Linked DNA regions of Homo sapiens: region 1 is linked to region 2. Evidence: read pairs that join two places in POLR2A ChIA-PET (ENCODE). Cell type or tissue: PC-9. All regions are shown on one strand. Each heading gives the region's core, and the rest is flanking DNA. Links, peaks and the distances in the headings are about the cores only. Region 1 overlaps LOC101928977 (a long non-coding RNA gene). Region 2 has its middle 47 kb from the start of LINC01765.

Evidence for each region. ChIA-PET counts read pairs that join two places held together with the same protein. Peaks named below come from ENCODE experiments on the same cell type or tissue, not always from the same donor. Only the 100,000 strongest peaks of a DNase experiment are listed, where the experiment ranks them.
Region 1: POLR2A ChIA-PET joins it to region 2 with 18 read pairs; 1 of 35 experiments calls an interaction of 5 or more read pairs at or near these places.

What each region holds. Positions count from the first base shown.
Region 1 is chr1:115,947,091-115,957,924 of GRCh38, reverse strand. All of the region lies in intron 2 of LOC101928977 (a long non-coding RNA gene), which reads left to right. Among named protein-coding and RNA genes, the nearest start is that of SLC22A15, 24 kb to the left of the region's middle. In PC-9, for the core only: no CTCF peak of the experiment used is centred there; a DNase peak (open chromatin) is centred at 5,184.
Region 2 is chr1:115,141,085-115,151,918 of GRCh38, reverse strand. No RefSeq gene overlaps it. Among named protein-coding and RNA genes, the nearest start is that of LINC01765, 47 kb to the right of the region's middle. RefSeq lists an enhancer at 3,131-3,757. In PC-9, for the core only: a CTCF peak has its summit at 8,959; a DNase peak (open chromatin) is centred at 8,218; H3K4me3 peaks cover 428 bases.

The DNA.
Region 1 (10,834 bases), core at 1,971-9,970, 810 kb before region 2:
CTGGGTTTGTTTCTATTGACTCATTTTTCTCCTGGTTATAGGTCTCAATTTCCTACTTCTTCTCATATATAGTAATTTTTTATTGGATACTATAAGTTTCTTACAAGATACTGAAAATTTTCTATTGAGCATTGGAATTTGTTTTCTTAAGGGGTGGTAGACTTTGTTCTAGCAGGCAGCTAATTTACTTGTGCATTAGCTTGAGTCTTTTGAAACTTGTTCTTAAGCTTTGTTGGAGTGAATTTAGAGTAACCTTTACTACAGGGCCAGTTTACTTCTCCTAGAAAGGCTTGATTTCTGAAGTTTCTGTGAATGCCCCACATGCTCAAAGTAGACTCTTTAACCTGGCTTTTGCCTCTTTCATACCTTGGAACTGCTTTTTTTGAGATAACCAATAACTTCTAAATCCAAAGGATACTTTTCAGTTTTCATCTTACTTGACCTCTTGGCGGTGGCATTTAACATTGTTAACCACTCCTATGCTCTGGAAGCACTCGCTTCTGTAGCTTTTGTTTCATGACATTCTCCTTGTTTTCCTCTTACCTCCATGATTATTTTGCAGGTTTTCCATCTCCTAGCCAATCCTTAAACATTACTCAGCTATTTCCTCAATCCCTTTTCTCATTTTGTTCTATATTCCCTTTCTCCAGGGAATCCCACGATGTCTGTCCCATGGCTTCCATTACCCCCTATTTTACACTGAAAAAAAAAAAAAAAAACAAACAACCCTGTGTATTCTCAATCCCAGACCTCTCATCTAAGCTTCAGATCCCTGCCTTCAATCCCAACTGCTTCCTCAGTCTCTCTTTTTGGATATCTCACACATACTATGTTCAAAAGTGACCTCATGATTCCAGCCCATGCACTACATCTGCTCCTCTTCCAAGGTTCCTGTCTCATTAAAAGGCATCATCCTGTTCCCCATAAAAAAAAAAGGTGGGGTGGGGGGGGACTCATTCCTGAAACTTCATCTCTGATATATATGAATCATCAAAGATAATCATTTTTCCTTCTAAATATCTCTTGAATCTGTTCCCGAGATCCAGTAAGAAACTATTGGTCCTGCACACCAGCTGGGTTCTAGAGAAGAAGAGGTATACTTGGCATGTTGATGTAGCAGGGCTGAGACAGCCTCAGATGTTATCCACAGCCAGATTGTTTTAGAAGAAGTAGGACATTTTCTAAGCAGTTAGAGAATAGTTTAGACATGGTGTAGGGATCAGTGGGCCTGAGAAAGTATCAAGATGGGACAAAAAGGGTACAGCAGAAGTCTGGGTAAGCCATAGGCTCCATGGGACCAAGGGTGTGTCAGTGGATTCCAGAGTAGATGCATGAGCAAGGAGACCAGAGTATCCACCCCCACCCACCTTGTACAAGAACCAAACAGACCTCCCTCTTCAAATTAAGCTGTAATACTGAGGAAGGAATGGAGAGACCTCAAATTGACTAAAATCAAATGTTCAGCTTCCAGAAGAATGGGGGCTTGAAGTTGAAATTAGCTTCACTTATATAAAAAATAAAATACTGCTTCTTGAAAAGGAATAAAAATCACACCCAATATATGAACAATACCAAATACCATTGTTAAAGACTTTATATTTAACCTGAATTGTGAATAAGCATAGATGCAAAGATCAAGTAGGTTCTGCAATTAGTAATCTCCACTGCCATCATTCTCTTCTAAGCCACCATCATCTCCTGCCTAGATGCCAGTAATCATCTCCTGAATGTTCTCTCGAGTTCACTCTTCTTTACCTCCAGTCCCCTTCTCCACACCAACATGTAATGATTTTTTTTTTTTTTTTTTTTTTTTTTTGAGATGGAGACTCACTCTGTCGCCCAGTCTGGAGTGCAGTGGCATGGTCTCGGCTCACTGCAACCTCCACATCCCAGGTTCAAGCAATTCTCCTGTTTCAGCCTCCCAAGTAGCTGGGACTACAGGCACATGCCACCACACCTGGCTAATTTTTTGTATTTTTAGTGGAGATGGAGTTTCACCGTGTTAGCCAGGATGGTCTCGATCTCCTGACCGCATGATCCGCCCGCCTCGGCCTCCCAAAGTGCTGGGATTACAGGCATGAGCCACCGCGCCCGGCCTATGATTTTTTTTTTTAACGCGAACTTGATCCTATCACTCCTTTGCTTATAACCTGTTAACACTTTCTCTGTTCCTAGAGTCCAAATGCATTTACCAGCACCTCCAAAACCCTGCACTCCACTGCAGTTACCTCTCTGATTCCCTTTCCTCCATTCTCTCCTTCACTCTCCCCACTCCAGGGGTAGTGCACTGGACTTCTTGAAGCTTCTCTGGTATGCTGAACCTATAGGACCCTTTCTTCCTGGAATACCCCTCTTCCCTCTCCCTCTATACCCACACCAACCTGTTAATCAACCTGGCATCATTTGCTTCCCTGCTTAAGTGCTACTTCTGGCTTGAAGCCTTCTTCCTTTGCTCAGGTCAGGCCAGAACCTGTGACACACTCTCATTGGCTCCCTGTCATTTTACCTCATAGCACTTTACCATACCTGGGCTCCATGAGAGGAGAGATGGGGCGTGCCAATCCTCAACACCCAGAACACATACAGCACCCCAAACAGGGTTGTCTGGCACAAATTGGGCATGCAATAAATGTTGAATGAATAAAAGGAGTCCAGAAAACTAATTCTCACCAAAATGTTAAATGATAGTGGTTTAAAGTACTTCTTAGAGGGTAGAGGATATCCAGATAAACTTTGCAAACTTTAAGGAGTGCATCTCTACTGGCAAAGATTCAATTATTAGCATATTTCTTGCTAGAGGCTTCCTAGTTACTGACATTTCAGTCTGTTCACTAGGAAGGAAGGGAACAGAGATGTACCTTAAATCCCTATGTCATCTGTCCCCTGCCTGCCTCTCTCACTTCATCTTGTCCCACTGCTCTTCCCCTCTCCTGTGCTCTGCCCAGATGGGATTTGTTTCAGTTCCTTGACTGGTAAGTTCTTTCCCTACCGGTCCCTCTGTGTGGGATGCTCTCTCCACCCCCATCTTGCTCTTTACAAGGTGAGCATCTTTACAACACAAATGCCACCGCCCAAGAGAGGCCAGCTCTGTTGTTCCCTGTTGTTGCACTCTCTTTGTGCCTGTCAGAGCATTTAACCACAGTTGGTAATTTCATGAATTTATTTGTAAATAAAGGCAGGGACAACATCTACTTTGTTCACTGTTGTTTGCCCAGAATCTAGCACAGGGCCTAGGACATAGTTGGTAAATACTAACTATATATTGAATAAATGAATATTTACAATAAAGCAGAGCTGATAAATTTATTGACTGTCACACCATACGTATCTTGAAGGGAAACTGGAATGTTTTTGTTAACATTATGGAGGTTTGGCAAGCCAGACATAAAAGTAAATCTAAAGTTGCATCTGAAAGGTTACTTAGCTGAAGGTGGAGGGTGTTGGGAAAGGGAAGGAAAGAGGAAAGAAAGGAATGGGAAGTTTAGAGAATGGGATAAAAGATAAGGAAAAGTAAGGGAGCAAATACAGATTCGAACATTTACTCTGATGTGTTCTCCCAAGAACTTTGTCTTAGAGATTTCTTTCTTCTATGCTTTAAGCCTATATGAATTAATGTGAAGGAAAAAAATATTCAGCCTATAGATTAATTTTGCCAAGTAAGTCACTGGGGTCCTGTATTCATTTCCTATTGCTGCTATATGTAACAAGTCACCACAAATGTTGTGGCTAAAAACAATGGAAATTTACTCTTCCTACAGTTCTAGAAGTCAGAAGTTCAAAATTAGTCTTACAGGGCAAAAATCAAGGGGTCTGCAGGGCTGGTTCCTCCTGGAAGCTCCAGGGGAGAATTCTTCCCGGCCTCTTCCAGCTTCTGGGGCTGCCAGCATTTCTTGGCTTATGTTACTTCACTCCACTCGCTGCTTCTGCAGTCCCATTACCTTCTCTGTGTGTGCCTTCTCCACTTGTGTGGTCAAATCTCTTTCTGCTTCCTTTGATTACACAGTTACATTTAGGGCCCACCTGGATAAGCCATGCTCATCTCCTTCTATCAGGATCCTTAATTTAACACATCTGCAAGGCCCCTTTTGTGGCTGTGTACTCATAGGTTCCAGGGATTAGGATATGTATAGCTTCAAGGCCCATTACTGAGCCTACTGCAGGTCTATTTCAAATGTGAATTTCTATCTCACTGCCTCCTCAAACCAACATGTGCTTTGTTTGTTTGGGGTATTGGCTTTGTTTGTTTGTTTGTTTTTTAGAATTCTAACAACTTCTTTATTTTTTTTTCCTTCAGAGCTCTAGCAATTTTCCATGCTAATCAAACTTCAACTCTAGGTTTAATGCCTCATATTTCTCCTAGACCCAAAACTTGGTTTTTAGAAGGGAGAGAAAGTATACTGTAAGCCAACAAAACAACTTCAACTTTGTTTCCTCTCAGGCACCTGTAAAGAACTACCTGAGACTGGGTAATTTATAAAGAAAACAGGTTTAATTGACTCACAGTTCTGCAGGCTTAACAGGAAATATAACTAGGAGGCCTCAGGAAACGAACAATTGTGGTGGAAGGCAGAGGGGAATGAGGCACATTTTCCCATGGTGGAGCAGGAGAGAGAGAAAGAGCAAATGGGGAGGGGCCACACACTTTTAAATGCCACCAGATCTCATGAGAATTCTATCCTGAGACAGCACTAGGGGTATGGTACTGAACTGTTAAAAACCACCCCCATGATCCAGTCACCTCCCACTAGGCCCCACCTTCAACATGTAGAGATCACAATTCAACATGAGATTTGAGCGGGGACACAGAACAAACCGTATCAGCATCTCTTTCAAAAGGGGGCTCCAGTGAAACTAAAAGTAAATAAGTCTTTACCTGATTAAAGATCTGTTTTAGAGATGTCAGAACATAAAACTTCCAGAGATTTCTATTTGGCAAAGTTCTGAGCAACACCCTTTAATTTGTTTGGGGTCTTATCAGATCTAGTCCTATTTATCTGGAGGCAGTAGAAATTCACTGCAGGGACTGTTGTGTTTTTCTGCTTCCACTCCACAGAACTGGAACTTGAAAATCAATTTGAATGGTGTTTGTTCATTAAGCTGTTATTTAATAACCCTGAAAGCCAGCCAAGGTACATAACCCCAGGTAAAAGTCAAGTTACACTTAAGGAAAGAACTGTAATGACCACTCCCTGAAGATACATAAGCGTCTGGCCTTCATTGAAAGCCTGAGTGCAGAGTCTGGAGCTGCTCTTTGAAGAAGACCTTAGTCTGTGGCCATGCAGGTAGGAAGCTATTTCTGTAATGAGTCCTGGCCTTCTCAGCTCAGTTGTTATGGACATGTATTAGTTACTCTCAGACCAGTGCTGTCCAATAAAAATACAATGTGAACATTATATTTAAGCATGTAATTGAAATTTTTTCTAGTAAAAGCAAAAAAGCAAGTGAAATTAATTTTAGTAATATGGCTTATTTAATTCAATATGTTCAAAATACTGTCATTTCAACATGAATCAATAAAATGAATAACTATTGAGGCTGGGTGCAGTGGCTCACGCCTATAATGCTAGCACTTTGAGGCTGAGGTGGGTGGATCACCTGAGGTCAGGAGTTTGAGACCAGCCTGGCCAGCATGGTGAAACCCCATATCTACTAAAAATACAAAAAATTAGCCGGGCGTGGTGGCAGGTGCCTGTAATCCCAGCTATTCAAGAGCTGAGGCAGGAGAATCACTTGAACCCAGGAGGCGGAGGTTGCAGAGCGCCGAGTTGGTGTCCTTGCACTTGAGCCTGGGCAACAAGAGCAAGACTCCGTCTCAAAAAACAAACAAAAAAGAATAATTATTGAGAGAGTTTATATTATTTTATTTTTTCATATTAAGTCATAATTCTGGTGTGTATTTTATACTTCTAGTACCTCTCGATTTGGACCAGCCATCTTTCATGTGTGCAGTAGCCCCAAGTGGATAGTGGCTACCATATCAGACAGTACAGTTATAGCCTTTATGGTTGATTAATAAAACTAGATTTGGTCATTAGTTATTCTTCTGCCATCATAAACTCTTTTACTCCTTTATGTACTTTCTGGTTTTGTTGTATTTTTTGCTTATTAGGTTTCTTTTTAGCTGTTTTTATTTTCCTCATTGGGAAACAGGAAGTTGAAACAGGAAGTTCCACCCCTTAAGAGAAGAGAACACCCCTTTCTGTTAAGGGGTGGAAGTTGGAGGGTAATCCATGTACTAAAAATGAGATAAAATGATTTTTATTCCCCTAGTTAGCTTCACAGATGCCCTCTGAGCCCTTCAAAAAGATATCCTCCAAGTTCCAGAATGTGGCCTTGGCCTGAAAAACAGCACATGGGAACAGGTGATGAAACTATACTTCAACTGCTCTAGCAAAACCCAAATGCCTCCCAAGATAGGAACAACACCTGTCAACATGAGATCGGGAGAGCTCAATCTCTGTATGAAGAAATAGTCTTGAACTGGGATGGGATTCTGGAAATCTGGCTTTACTAGCTAGTTGGGAGACCTTGGGTAATTTATTTATTTAAATTATTTGAACCTCAGAGCACTCTTTACTAAAATGATGAAGTTAAAATAGATCAGTAGTTTTCTAACATTAAGCTGTGAACTCATTTTTCAAACAAAACTACAGAGAATCCCAATACTTCGAATAGATCCAAGTAGAGCGGCTCTGATACCAGTAATGACAGGAAGTTATATAGGTTGGACCAGCGATCTACTGCCTCTGTCTTCCTTTTGCATCTGAGGCACAGTTTGAAAATGTGGATAGATGCTCTCCACTGTAGCTTTCAGCATTAAGCATTCTTATTCTCTGCCATTCTCCATTGGGCTGTATCAGCCAATACTCCCGATTAGCTCAAGTTGTAGACTAAGAACAAAGTAGATAGGAGATCATTTCCCCAGGTGACTTGCATAGGTTCTAAGCACATTTTCTTTGGAGTCCCACTACCCTACCCCACAGCATATTAAATACATTATTTTCTTTTGTTGTTTTAGAGACTTTTTTTTTTAGGTCTCAAGTATTTGTATAAGTCCTTAAAAAACCCATGGGCTAATGTGCAAAATCCTCAGTTTCCTTTCTGTCACTTTTTTTTGAGACAGGGTCTCACTCTATCACCCAGAATACAGTGCAGTGGCTCCATCATGGCTCATTGCAGCCTCGACTCCTGGGCTCAAGCAATCCTCCTGCCTCATCCTCCCTAGAAGCTGGAACTACCAGCACTTGCCACCATCTCCAGCTAATTTTTAAATTTTTTGTAGAGACGAGGTATCCCTATGTTGCCCAGACTGGTCTCCAACTCCTGGCTTAAGCGATCCTCCTGCCTCAGCCTCCCAAGGTGCTGGGATTACAGGTATGAGCCACTGTTCTCAGCTACTTTTTGCAACTCTTCTTTAAGTAATTCCTATCTTACAGCTAGAATATAAAGATAACTAACCTACGATATCAAAACCATGAGTGAATGAGCAAAGGGATATATGTGTTGTATAAAAATTGCAGTGGAACCAAAGCTTAGTAAACACAAAAATATCTGATCTGAACCTGGATGTTTTAGGATATGTGGCTGTTGACATAATAAATAATATACGACTTTGATACTACTAAGAAAAAATATGTCTAATTGTAGGACAAATAACAATCATTAGAAGATAAACTTTTCTTGTTTTTTTTTTCCCTAATCTGCTGCCTGATAATATTATTATAAATTTAGGCAATATTTCACTTTCTAGCACTAACAGAGAATGAAGTATTCTACTTGAACAAAAACCCAAATAATCCTTTTCCTAAAACCATGTAGATTCTCCATTTAATTAAGCCTTGTGGTAATTTCCTGAGGTTTTCACTGAAGACTGTTTTCTTCAAAGCATTCCTTACCCGAAGATTACAGGTGAGACATGGGAGGCAAATTTTCCTATATCTGATGAGGTGGTAAACTTTGTTTCTTCCCCTCAATCTCAGCCCCGGAGATGCCAAAAAGGGAAAGAGAGTGATGAATTGCCCAAACTATCAAACCAAACAGGCAACAACAACAAAAATCAAGACAGAAAAAAACAAACATAAGCAAAGGTCTTAAGGATTTGGGAAAATAACCAGAAGAATGAAAATAGAGTGTGTAACTTTTTTGTTTGTTTGTTTTGAGATGGAGCCTCATTCTTGTTGCCCAGGCTGGATTGCAACAACGCAATCTCAGCTCACTACAACCTCTGCCTCCCAGGTTCAAGCGACTCTCCTGCCTCAGCCTCCTGAGTAGCTGGGATTACAGACGTGTGCCACCACGCCGGGCTAATTTTTTGTATTTTTAGTAGAGACGGGTTTTCACCATGTTGGCCAGGCTGGTCTTGAACTCCTGACCTCAGGTGATCCACCCACCTCAGCCTCCCACAGTGCTGGGATTACAGGTGTGAGCCCCTATGTCAGGCCAATTTTTGACTCTTAATTATGGTTTCCATCTCTCTGCTGAAATCGCTCAATGCCTCTTGCTCTCCTTCCAAGCAGATCTTTTAGCATGCTACTCATAGTTATTTAAAGTTCCTGCCTGATAGTTTAAACGGCTGAGTCATATCTGAATCAGATCTTTGATTGTTTTATGTCTTCCCCTTGATTTTTCTGTCTTATGATTTTTGAAAGAATGCTAGATGTTGTATGTAGAAGAGCAGTGGAGACTGAGATAAATAACATTTATGTCCAAAAATAGGTATGCTTCTTTTTATCATTAAGGACAGTTAAGTCAATCTGATCAGGTGTTTAGCTGAGTTTGGTACCTTCAGTGCACCACGGGATTTCTGTTCAATAAAGAAAATCTGAACATTGGTAATAAAAAGTGATAAAGTGGGCTGGACATGGTGGCTCATGCCTGTACCCAGTGCTTTGGGAGGCCAAGGTGGGAGGATTGCTTGAGGCCAGGAGTTTGAGACGAGCCTGGGCAATATGGCAAGACTCTATCTCTACCAAAAAACAAAACAAAACAGAAAGGCTCTTGTGGCATCTCCAAAGTCACAAACAGAAAATAAATTAATTAAAATAAAATTAAAAGGTGGTAAATTGGGAGAAGATACTCCCAATATCCCAATATCTAACACTAGCAAGTGCTACATATCTAAGATATATACAAAACAACTTTAAATCAACAAAACGAAGTCAGGAAATTCCATAGAAAAATAACATATAGGCAATAAAATAGACATATTGGCAATTCCTAGATGAGGATATTGGAATAACTAATGATATGAAGACATACTCAATCTTTCAATAGACTTGAGAATAAGATACCACTTTTCACAAATCAGATTTGCAATTTTTTTTTTTTTTTTTTTTGAGATAGAGTCTTGCTCTGTCACCCAGGCTGGAGTACGGTGGTGCAATCTTGGCTCCCTGCAATCTCCACCTCCCGGGCTCAAGCGATTCTTGTGCCTCAGCCTTCTACACCACCACGCCCAGCTAATTTTTGTATTTTTAGTAGAGATGGTGTTTCTCCATGTTGGTGAGGCTGGTCTCAAACTCCTGAAATCAAATCTTCCTCAGCCTTCCAAAGTGCTAGGATTATAGGCATGAGCTACCATGCCCAGCCTAGATTGGCAAAAATTTTATGTCTGATAACACTGAGTGTTGTTAAACATTTGGGGAAACAAGAGCTGCTAGCACACATGTAAATTTGTGAGCAGATAGCCAGCCTATGGTGAGTAAGTAACCCGTTCCTGGGCATAAGCCTTGGGTAAACTCTTGCACAGGACTGAAAGAAACATTGCCCAGCAAATATTAAGCACTGAATGAAATGCTTTTTTTTTTGTTGAGACAGAGTCTCACTCTGTTGCTCAGGCTGGAGTGCAATGGCGCCATCTCAGCTCACTGCAACCTCTGCCTCCCAGGTTCAAGCAATTCTTCTGCCTCAGCCTCCCAAGTAGCTGGGATTACAGGCACCCACCACCATACCCAGCTAATTTTTGTCTTTTTAGTAGAGGCAGGGTTTCACCATGTTGGCCAGGCTAGTCTCAAACTCCTGACCTCAAGTAATCCACCCTCCTCAGCCTCCCAAAGTGCTGGGATTACAGGTGTGAGCTACTGTGCCCAGCCTGTATAAAATGCATATTAAACAAATGCATGAAAATATTAATCACAGCATTGTTTGTAGTGAGTGGACTTGAGGCAACCCAATCGTCTATTACTAGAAGCACAAGAAGATAAAACAGATGTGAGGAATGTATTTGACAATAGCTAACATTGGTGGAAATACTGCAGTTTGCCAGGCAGTCTTCTAAGTGCCTCACGTGTATTAACACAATTATGCTCACACCAATGCTATAAGGTGTTTCTTTTAGACAGAAGAGATTAAGTTAGATTAAGCTGGGGGTCATGCAAACAGTAAGAGTCAGAGTTGAGTTTGAACCCAGGCACTTGGCTTCCACAGGCAAGCTCTGAATCCTCCATGCTGAATGGCTGCCTACCTTCTGTACTGCATGTCCCTGCAAGAAGGTGGTCTGATCTGTTCAGGAGTTGAGCTGAGTTTAGTACCTTCAGTGCACCACAGTGCATCTGTTCAACAAATAAAATCTAAACATTATTAATAAAAATGTTTCTACCTAGCCCTTTCTATTACTTACCTTCTTTTCCTCTTCAAAGGGAAACAGTTTCAATTTTTCCTCCAGTAGCTAGAAGCACACCTGAACTAGGTTCCAAATGTTTCTTCCTCTGTATAGTCAGTATAAGGTTATCCTTCCAGGCCCTTCAAATCTCTGAAGATCTTGTAAGAAGCTGGGACCTCAAGCAGCCTCTCTTTCTCTCCTAGTCTTCCTGAAGTTCATTTCCAAATAACCTGA
Region 2 (10,834 bases), core at 1,041-9,040:
ATATACAATCATGTCGTCTGCAAACAGGGACAATTTGACTTCCTCTTTTCCTAATTGAATATCCTTTATTTCCTTCTCCTGCCTAATTGCCCTGGCCAGAACTTCCAACACTATGTTGAATAGGAGTGGTGAGAGAGGGCATCCCTGTCTTGTGCCAGTTTTCAAAGGGAATGCTTCCAGTTTTTGCCCATTCAGTATGATATTGGCTGTGGGTTTGTCATAGATACCTCTTATTATTTTGAAATATGTCCCATCAATACCTAATTTATTGTGAGTTTTTAGCACGAAGGGTTGTTGAATTTTGTCAAAGGCTTTTTCTGCATCTATTGAGATAATCATGTGGTTTTTGTCTTTGGCTCTGTTTATATGCTGGATTACATTTATTGATTTGCGTATATTGAACCAGCCTTGCATCCCAGGGATGAAGCCCACTTGATCATGGTGGATAAGCTTTTTAATGTGCTGCTGGATTCGTTTTGCCAGTATTTTATTGAGGATTTTTGCATCCATGTTCATCAAGGATATTGGTCTAAAATTCTCTTTTTTTGTTGTGTCTCTTCCTGGCTTTGGTATCAGAATGATGCTGGCCTCATAAAATGAGTTAGGGAGGATCCCCTCTTTTTCTATTGATTGGAATAGTTTCAGAAGGAATGGTACCAGTTCCTCCTTGTACCTCTGGTAGAATTCGGCTGTGAATCCATCTGGTCCTGGACTCTTTTTGGTTGGTAAGCTATTGATTATTGCCACAATTTCAGATCCTGTTATTGGTCTATTCAGAGATTCAACTTCTTCCTGGTTTAGTCTTGGGAGAGTGTATGTGTCGAGGAATTTATCCATTTCTTCTAGATTTTCTAGTTTATTTGCGTAGAGGTGTTTGTAGTATTCTCTGATGGTAGTTTGTATTTCTGTGGGATCGGTGGTGATATCCCCTTTATCATTTTTTATTGCGTCTATTTGATTCTTCTCTCTTTTTTTCCTTATTAGTCTTGCTAGCGGTCTATCAATTTTGTTGATCCTTTCAAAAAACCAGCTCCAGGATTCATTAATTTTTGAAGGGTTTTTTGTGTCTCTATTTCCTTCAGTTCTCCTCTGATTTTAGTTATTTCTTGCCTTCTGCTAGCTTTTGAATGTGTTTGCTCTTGCTTTTCTAGTTCTTTTAATTGTGATGTTAGGGTGTCAATTTTGGATCTTTCCTGCTTTCTCTTGTGGGCATTTAATGCTATAAATTTCCCTCTACACACTGCTTTGAATACGTCCCAGAGATTCTGGTATGTTGTGTCTTTGTTCTCGTTGGTTTCAAAGAACATCTTTATTTCTGCCTTCATTTCATTATGTACCCAGTAGTCATTCAGGGGCAGGTTGTTCAGTTTCCATGTATTTGAGCGGTTTTGAGTGAGATTCTTAATCCTGAGTTCTAGTTTGATTGCACTGTGGTCTGAGAGATAGTTTGTTATAATTTCTGTTCTTTTACATTTGCTGGGAAGCTTTACTTCCCAGTTTGTGGTCAATTTTGGAATAGGTGTGGTGTGGTGCTGAAAAAAATGTATATTCTGTTGATTTGGGGTGGAGAGTTCTGTAGATGTCTATTAGGTCCGCTTGGTGCAGAGCTGAGTTCAATTCCTGGGTATCCTTGTTGACTTTCTGTCTCATTGATCTGTCTAATGTTGACAGTGGGGTGTTAAAGTCTCCCATTATTAATGTGTGGGAATCTAAGTCTCTTTGTAGGTCACTCAGGACTTGCTTTATGAATCTTGGTGCTCCTGTATTGGGTGCATATATATTTAGGATAGTTAGCTCTTCTTGTTGAATTGATCCCTTTACCATTATGTAATGGCCTTCTTTGTCTCTTTTGATCTTTGTTGGTTTAAAGTCTGTTTTATCAGAGACTAGGATTGCAACCCCTGCCTTTTTTTGTTTTCCATTGGCTTGGTAGATCTTCCTCCATCCTTTTATTTTGAGCCTATGTGTGTCTCTGCACATGAGATGGGTCTCCTGAATACAGCACACTGATGGGTCTTGACTCTTTATCCAATTTGCCAGTCTGTGTCTTTTAATTGGAGCATTTAGTCCATTTACATTTAAAGTTAATATTGTTATGTGTGAATTTGATCCTGTCATTATGATATTAGCTGGTTATTTTGCTCGTTAGTTGATGCAGTTTCTTCCTAGTCTCAATGGTCTTTACATTTTGGCATGATTTTGCAGTGGCTGGTACTGGTTGTTCCTTTCCATGTTTAGTGCTTCCTTCAGGAGCTCTTTTAGGGCAGGCCTGGTGGTGACAAAATCTCTCAGCATTTGCTTGTCTGTAAAGGATTTTATTTCTCCTTCACTTATGAAGCTTAGTTTGGCTGGATATGAAATTCTGGGTTGAAAATTCTTTTCTTTAAGAATGTTGAATATTGGCCCCCACTCTCTTCTGGCTTGTAGGGTTTCTGCTGAGAGATCCGCTGTTAGTCTGATGGGCTTCCCTTTGAGGGTAACCCGACCTTTCTCTCTGGCTGCCCTTAATATTTTTTCCTTCATTTCAACTTTGGTGAATCTGACAATTATGTGTCTTGGAGTTGCTCTTCTCGAGGAGTATCTTTGTGGCGTTCTCTGTATTTCCTGAATCTGAACGTTAGCCTGCCTTGCTAGATTGGGGAAGTTCTCCTGGATAATATCCTGCAGAGTGTTTTCCAACTTGGTTCCATTCTCCCCATCACTTTCAGGTATACCAATCAGATGTAGATTTGGTCTTTTCACATAGTCCCATATTTCTTGGAGGCTTTGCTCATTTCTTTTTATTCTTTTTTCTCTAAACTTCCCTTCTCGCTTCATTTCATTCATTTCATCTTCCATCCCTGACACCCTTTCTTCCAGTTGATCGCATCGGCTCCTGAGGCTTCTGCATTCTTCACGTAGTTCTCGAGCCTTGGTTTTCAGCTCCATCAGCTCCTTTAAGCACTTCTCTGTATTGGTTATTCTAGTTATACATTCTTCTAAATTTTTTTCAAAGTTTTCAACTTCTTTGCCTTTGGTTTGAATGTCCTCCCATAGCTCAGAGTAATTTGATCGTCTGAAGCCTCCTTCTCTCAGCTCATCAAAGTCATTCTCCATCCAGCTTTGTTCCGTTGCTGGTGAGGAACTGCGTTCCTTTGGAGGAGGAGAGGCACTCTGCTTTTTAGAGTTTCCAGTTTTTCTGTTCTGTTTTTTCCCCATCTTTGTGGTTTTATCTACTTTTGGTCTTTGATGATGGTGATGTACAGATGGGTTTTTGGTGTGGATGTCCTTTCTGTTTGTTAGTTTTCCTTCTAACAGAGAGGACCCTCAGCTGCAGGTCTGTTGGAATACCCTGCCGTGCGAGGTGTCAGCAGTGTGCCCCTGGTGGGGGGTGCCTCCCAGTTAGGCTGCCCGGGGGTCAGGGGTCAGGGACCCACTTGAGGAGGCAGTCTGCCCGTTCTCAGATCTCCAGCTGCGTGCTGGGAGAACCACTGCTCTCTTCAAAGCTGTCAGACAGGGACATTTAAGTCTGCAGAGGTTACTGCTGTCTTTTTGTTTGTCTGTGCCCTGCCCCCAGAGGTGGAGCCTACAGAGGCAGGCAGGCCTCCTTGAGCTGTGGTGGGCTCCACCCAGTTCGAGCTTCCCAGCTGCTTTGTTTACCTAATCAAGCCTGGGCAATGGTGGGCGCCCCTCCCCCAGCCTCGCTGCCGCCTTGCAGTTTGATCTCAGACTGCTGTGCTAGCAATCAGCGAGACTCCGTGGGCGTAGCACCCTCCGAGCCAGGTGCCGGATATAATCTCGTGGTGCGCCGTTTTTTAAGCCCGTCGGAGAAGCGCAGTATTCGGGTGGGAGTGACCCGATTTTCCAGGTGCCTGTCCATCACCCCTTTCTTTGACTCAGAAAGGGAACTCCCTGACCCCTTGCACTTCCCAAGTGAGGCAATGTCTCACCCTGCTTCGGCTCGTGCACGGTGCACGCACCCACTGACCTGCGCCCACTGTCTGGCACTCCCTAGTGAGATGAACCCTGTACCTCAGATGGAAATGCATAAATCACCCGTCTTCTGCGTCGCTCACGCTGGGAGCTGTAGATTGGAGCTGTTCCTATTCAGCCATCTTCCATAAGTAATTTCTCATCCTCCTTTCCCACCCCCTTACCCTCTGAGTCTCCATTGTTTATCGTTCCACACTCTATGTACAGATATACACATTATTTAGCTCCCACTTATAAGCAAGAACATGTAATATTTGTCTTTCTGTGTATGACTTGTTTCACTTAAGATAATGGCCTCCAGGTCTATCCATGCTGCTGCAAAAGACATAATTTCATTCTTTTTTATGGCTGAGTAGTATTTTACTGCATATATATATATATATATATATATGTATATATATATATATATGTATATATATATACCACATTTTCTTTAATCATCTGCTGACAGAAACTTAGGTTGATTTCACATCTTTGCTATTATGAATAGTGCTGTGATAAACATATGGGTGCAGGTATATTTTCATATAATAATTTCTTCCCTTTGAGTAGATAGACAGAAGTGGGATTACTGGATCCAAAGGTAGCTCTATTTTTAGTGCTTTCAAAAATCTCCATACTATTTCCCATATAGGTTGTACTAATTTACATTCCCATGAACAATGTATAAGAGCTCCCTTTTCTCCACATCCTTGCCATCATCTGTTATTTTTTTGTCTGTTCGATAATAGCCATTCTAACCGGTCTAATATGATATCTCATTGGGGTATTAATTGGCATTTCTCTGATGATTTATGATGTTGAGCATTTTTTCATATGTCTGTTGGCCATTTATATGTCTTCTTTTGAAAAATGTCCACTGATGTTCTTTGATCACTTTTTAACGGGATTATTGGGGGTTCTGTTGTCACTGAGTTGTTTGAGTTCCTTGTCAATTCTGGATATTAGTCTCCTGTCAGATGTATAGAATGCATAGTTTGCAAATATTTTATCCTGCTCCACAGGTTGTCGACTCTGTTGATTATTTCTTTTGCTGTGTAGAAGCTTTTTAGTTTAATTAAGTCTAATTTGTCTATTTTTGTTTTTATTGCCTGTGTTTTTGAGGTTTTAGTCATGAATTCTTTGCCTAGACCAATGTCCAGAAGAGTTTTCCTCAGGTTTTCTTCTTTTACTTTTATGATTTCAGGTTTCACATTTAAGTCTTTTATCCATCTTGAGTTGATTTTTGTACATGGCGAGAGATAGAGATCCAGTTTCATTCTTTTGTATATGGCAAGTCCACCTTCCCAGCACATTAGTTGAAAAGGGTGTCCTTTCTCCAGTGTATGTTCATATCAACTTAGTCAAAGATCAGTTGGCTGTAAATATGCAAATTTATTTCTGGGTATTCTAGTCTTTTCTATTGATTGATTTGTCTATTTTTATACCAGCACCATGCTGTTTTGGTTACTATAGCCTTGTAGTACAATTTGAAGTCAGAAAATGTGATGCCTCCAGCTTTGTTCTTTTTGCTTAAAGATTGCTGTGGCTATTTGAGCTGTTTTTTTTGTTGTTGTTGTTGTTCCATATGAATTTTAGGATTCTTTTTACTAATTCTGTGAAAAATGGCATGGTATTTTGATAGGGAATGCATTGAATCTGTTTATTGCTTTGGGTAGTATGGTCATTTTAACAATATTAATTCTTCTGATCCATAAGCATGGGATGTTTTTCCATTTGTTTATGTCAACATAATTTCAGGGTTTTGTAGTTTTCCTTGTAGAGATCTTTTCACCTCCTTGGTTAAATATATTCTTAGGGTTTCTGTGTATGTGTAGCTTCTGTAATTGCCTTCTTGATTTGGTTCTCAACCAAATCACTGTTGGTGTATAAAAACACCACTGATTTTTATACATTGATTTTGTATACTGAAACTTTACTGAATTCATTTACCAAATGTAAGAGTTTTTTGGTGGAGTACTTAGGTTTTTCTAGATAAAAGATCATATCAATGATGATTTTTTTTTACAATAATGGTGGTTGTTACATCATCCATCTGAATGTCTAACGTCTGTTAATTGTCCATTTTCCCATTGTTGACTTCTTCCTCAACAGCACCCCACTGGCTCCAGCTCCCAGCACCCTTCTCCTCCAGACTCTTTGAAGGTCTCTTATCTACCCATACCCCCGAGAAGTTCTGCAAAAGCTGAGTTTTATAAAACAAAACTTGAAAACCCAATTCATGTCACAAAGGATAAACCTGCTTAAAATAGACTTTGACTTTGTAATTTTATGCGTATGTTAAAATACTCCCTAACTGTAGCAAACATCTCTATTTGATAAACCTCTAACTCAATTTCATTTTCAAATATTTGTAAAATTTCCACTGGAACATACAACAATGACTGGTAGTGATGATGATTAAAATAGAAGCAAGGAAACTGGATAAAAACAGCAGATCACTAAGACCACCCAAGTGGGGAAGCCAAACCACAGAGGACCGGGAAACTCCAGGGACAGAGCCCTCTGGGGAAACCTTCAACTTTCTCTTTCCCAGAGCAAACATGTAGTCACATGGTGGTTTACCTTATCATGAAAGTGGTGCCCAGCCCAGACACTAGAATGACAGAGGCTTTGTTATTATGTATACTGCACCCAAACACCACCACAATTTACCACAACCAACCATCAGTATGTTGGAACTCATCACATATGGTCTTTTAGATTACCCAAACCTGCAATAACTTCACCAAAGTCAATATCCCATTACTGGCAAGAGAATAGCGGGGGCCTTATGGGGTTGAACTTGAAATCTAAAATTCTCATTACCTATATGCAACTTGAGCAGATCTCCTACTAAGAATTTCCTATTTGATCCATCACACCTTCTGTATAGCAGACTGAAACAAACCACTTCAACAATTCCTTGGCTTAGAACATATGTGAAGATAAAGAGAATTGCCTGCAGTACATTTCCCACTGTCACAGCTAACAATAGCATCTTGTCTCCTAAGGCAGCCCCTCCAGTAAAAGCCCAAATCAGACCCCACCCCAACCAGTAATGGGAACTTCGCTGACAAATGTTTCTCATCTGAACCCAATCAGTTTGTAGAGTATTATACAGAGCTATGAATGTATTCCATATGCATTCCATCTCTGAAATTCTGAGGCCTCAGCTCCAAACCAAAATCATATTACTATTATTATTGTTGTTATTTAACATCTGTTCTTTTACACAAGTGCAAAGTACAGCACAATCATTTCATTAGTGCCTTATCATCTGGGGCCCAGTCCCTGTTCACTCCAGAGACTTAATAGAGATGATTTGGAGAAATGCACTGGCATTGCTGTAGCTTTGGTATCATTCCTCCACCCAACGCATGCACCCACCCTTACCATCCAAAGGAAGGGAGTAACAGGAGGTCCACATGAGATTTTGTCAACAGAGCTGATCTTGTGCATAATAACAGCAGTAAAGCAGAGAGAGCCCTATCCTTCCGAACACTGTGGGAATCTGCAGTGCTCACACCTTCAAAGCCCTTGTGAGGAATGATGACAGGAAGACACACCAGAGTGCTCTTGTTCTCCCCCAGGGAGAATGTTTGCAAGTTAGAGAAAATGATGGTCTGTGAGTCTTCCTGTTGGAGAACTTCCCAAGAAGAAGATGATTAACTAGGTAATTTCTGGGAGTGCAGTGGTCCACTTAAGGCATTATCCCAAACCGTTTCTAAAATTCCAGGGAAATAGCACCTTTCCACCTCCACCCCTATTCTAGCACACTCAGGCCACATTCATAGGCCCAAGAGTGTCCTTGAGCATTTCAAATTTGGTAATAACCTCAAGCAAAAGGACACAGGAGATAAATTATCTGCCCATAAAATGGTGTGCAGCATCGTCAGACCTCAGAAGAAAGATCATTCTTTGGAACAAGCCTTCCCCCGCAAACACCTGCTTTCAACATTCACGCTCAGTATTGCTCAGAATCAATAACGGTGGAGTTCTGGAAGCACGCCTGGGGGGTACACTGCTTAAATATTATCAGCTTTCCTGATGCACTAAAAAAAAATTGAACATATAGACTTTTTTCAATTTTTGTTCCACCCTCAGTGCCTGTTACCACTCGCCTGTTAGCCAGAACTAGCATAAGACAAAACAATGAATGAGTAGAAACTATTAATGAAAAAAACTCAGAAACCAATGTGCATTTGTCCTTCAACACCTGGCTTTTTTGTGGCCCCAGGCTGCTTGTGGTTTAATAATGTGTGCACAGAATATAATCATTTGTTTGCTAGGGAAATTGTTCTTTGCTCATTTGAGGAAAATCAATAGGTCATATTTTATGGTATTCTGAAAATCCCTCTTGACTTTCAAGACCTCAGCCCCCTGCCTGGGTAGACTTGGTGGAGGGCACAGGATGTTGAGCTTAGTCTGGTTCCCACCCTTGGGCAAGTTCTTTAAACCCAGTTTCTCCAAGCTTCAGTTTCCAATTCTGTAAAATGGAAATAATATCAGGTCCTCCCTGGGGAACATTTTGAGGACAGAATGTAATCATGTGTGTAATTTGCCTGGTGTAAGCTAAGTGCTCAGCAAATGGTAGTGATCATTATCACAAGGACTAAATGAAAATACGTTTTGAACATGTCCAGCCCAATTCCTCAAGCTTGCAAGGTGATCCAAAAATACCACTCCTTTCCATTCCCTGCAATCACTTTCTGAATTCAGCTTCCCAGATGGCTGTTACTCCACATAAACCGTCCTCAGACTTCCCTGAGCTCTAGGAAGACACCTCTGTTCCCACTTGATACCACTGGGCTCCAGGGCTTCAGTGCCATGTGTAACCTCCTGCCCACAACCACCAGCTGACAGGAAGCTGAGGCTCGGGCAAAAATGAAGCTGGCGAGGGAGGGAGGTGTCCACATATCTACAACCCAAGCAGGTCTTCTGCTCACACATGGCATCCACCTAGGCCCCACGGTCATCCTCTCTCAGCTTTGCCTGCACCAGGCCCAGGAGTTTCAATCCAATGAAAAAAAAAAATTGTAAATGGCTCTCCCTTAAACAAAGAACAAGTCATCTCCATCCAGAAACAGCTAACTCTTGGAAAGACGCGGCCTGGGTGCTGCTCATGAGGTGTTTATCAGTTGGCAAAAGGACTCAGATTAAAAAGGCTCTTCTGGAGAGGAAAAGATGGCTGGCTGGGCAGGAGTGCTGCCCCATAGTGGCTCTAATTTTAGCTTTCTTAAAGTGAATCTAATTGTTTAAACAAGACTAAGCAAGCATGGAATTTGAGAAGGATAAGGAAGAAATTTAAAAAAAAAAAAAAGCAAGAGAATTTTTCCCCTAAAGACCCAAAACAAATCTAAACTGTAAGAATAGCTTTAAGTTAGTCATGAGAAAAAACAAATTCTACAGTGCCGAAAGTATTCAGGGAAAATTAACTTCCTCAGTTCAGTATAATACAGAGGAATTACAAAGGAGCAATGAGCCCAGAGTCCCCACCTTCACTTTGCTTTAGAGAAAAGAAATGCATAGAAAGTTTTCCAGCTCTAACATGTTTCTACTGAGAACACCAGCATCGGCCACTTCATGATTTTTAAAATAAGAAAATCATGGACTCAGTTAGAGCCCCAAGGACCTCACAATAGACCCATATGAAGGGATTTGAGGTGAGACTTTTAATTGATACATTCATTAATTTAGTCATTCAACAAACATTTTGTGGACATCTAGTATGTGCCAGGTACCATGCTAGGCACTGGAGCTACAACCAGGAAGCAGATAGAAATGATGCCTTTCTTCAAGGAGCCTGCAGACTCATGGAGCAGGAAGCTAATAAACCTGCCATATTGGGTGCTTTACAAACACGGAGGATACATGATTTGTTTTGCCCAGAGGAGTCACTGAGCTAAGGGACTGCTTCAGATGAGCGGTGACATTTGCCCTGGACCTTAAAGAGGAAGTAGGAGTTCTTCAGGAAGAGTAGAATCAGGAGATTTTTAAAGTGAGGCATAGAGATGTCCCCAGGCATACTATGTGCTGGGGACCTAATGGGGAAGAAAGACAGTTGTGCCCAGATTGCCAAAGCCTTATCAGCCATTCTCCAGAGCTAGAACATTGTCCTATGGGTATCAGAGAATTTCAGAAAACAGAATGACATCATAAAGAAAGCACTGGATCAAGAGCCAACAATCCATGGGATCTGCCAATCCCTAGCTATGTAGCCTTGGGCAAGGAACTGTCCCTCTTGGGGCCTCAATTTCCAACTCTGTCAAATGAGATAATTGAGCTAAATGACTTTTTTTATTATTCCACAAGAATAAAGTGAAACAATTTGGGGATAGAAGCTTGGTTTAGAAACAGATTGTGAAGCTCTCTGCTTGGGAAGTTTCCCCATGCCCCTGAGCCCTTATCTGGACCATGCACAACCATAAATGTGCGTTTACATGTGTACACACTCATTCACACCCCTCCAATCCATCCTCTATTTGCTCGCCACAAAGGGGTAGGATTAAAATGCTTCAGGAATCCAAAACCTCTGTAGGATAAAGCTGACACTCCTTAGCATGGAAGACAAAGCCCTTCACAGCTCTGCAGTCTCATGTCATACAACTTCATAACTAGACCTTCAGGATCCAGCCAGACCACCCCTCCCTGGCCTCAACTCCCCTAATACATTATTTGGCCTCACATATCTGCTCCTAAGCCCATGGTGCTTTGTCTGCCTGGAATGCCTTTTCCATAGCCTTGCTCTTGGTAAGCCTCATTGGTAGACCACATTTACTCTTTCAAACTTGCTCAAGAACAGCCTCTGCAGCAAAGCTGTCCTCCCCTCCCATGTCCCCCTCCTTATGCATATTTCTATCTATGCTGGGACACTGGATTG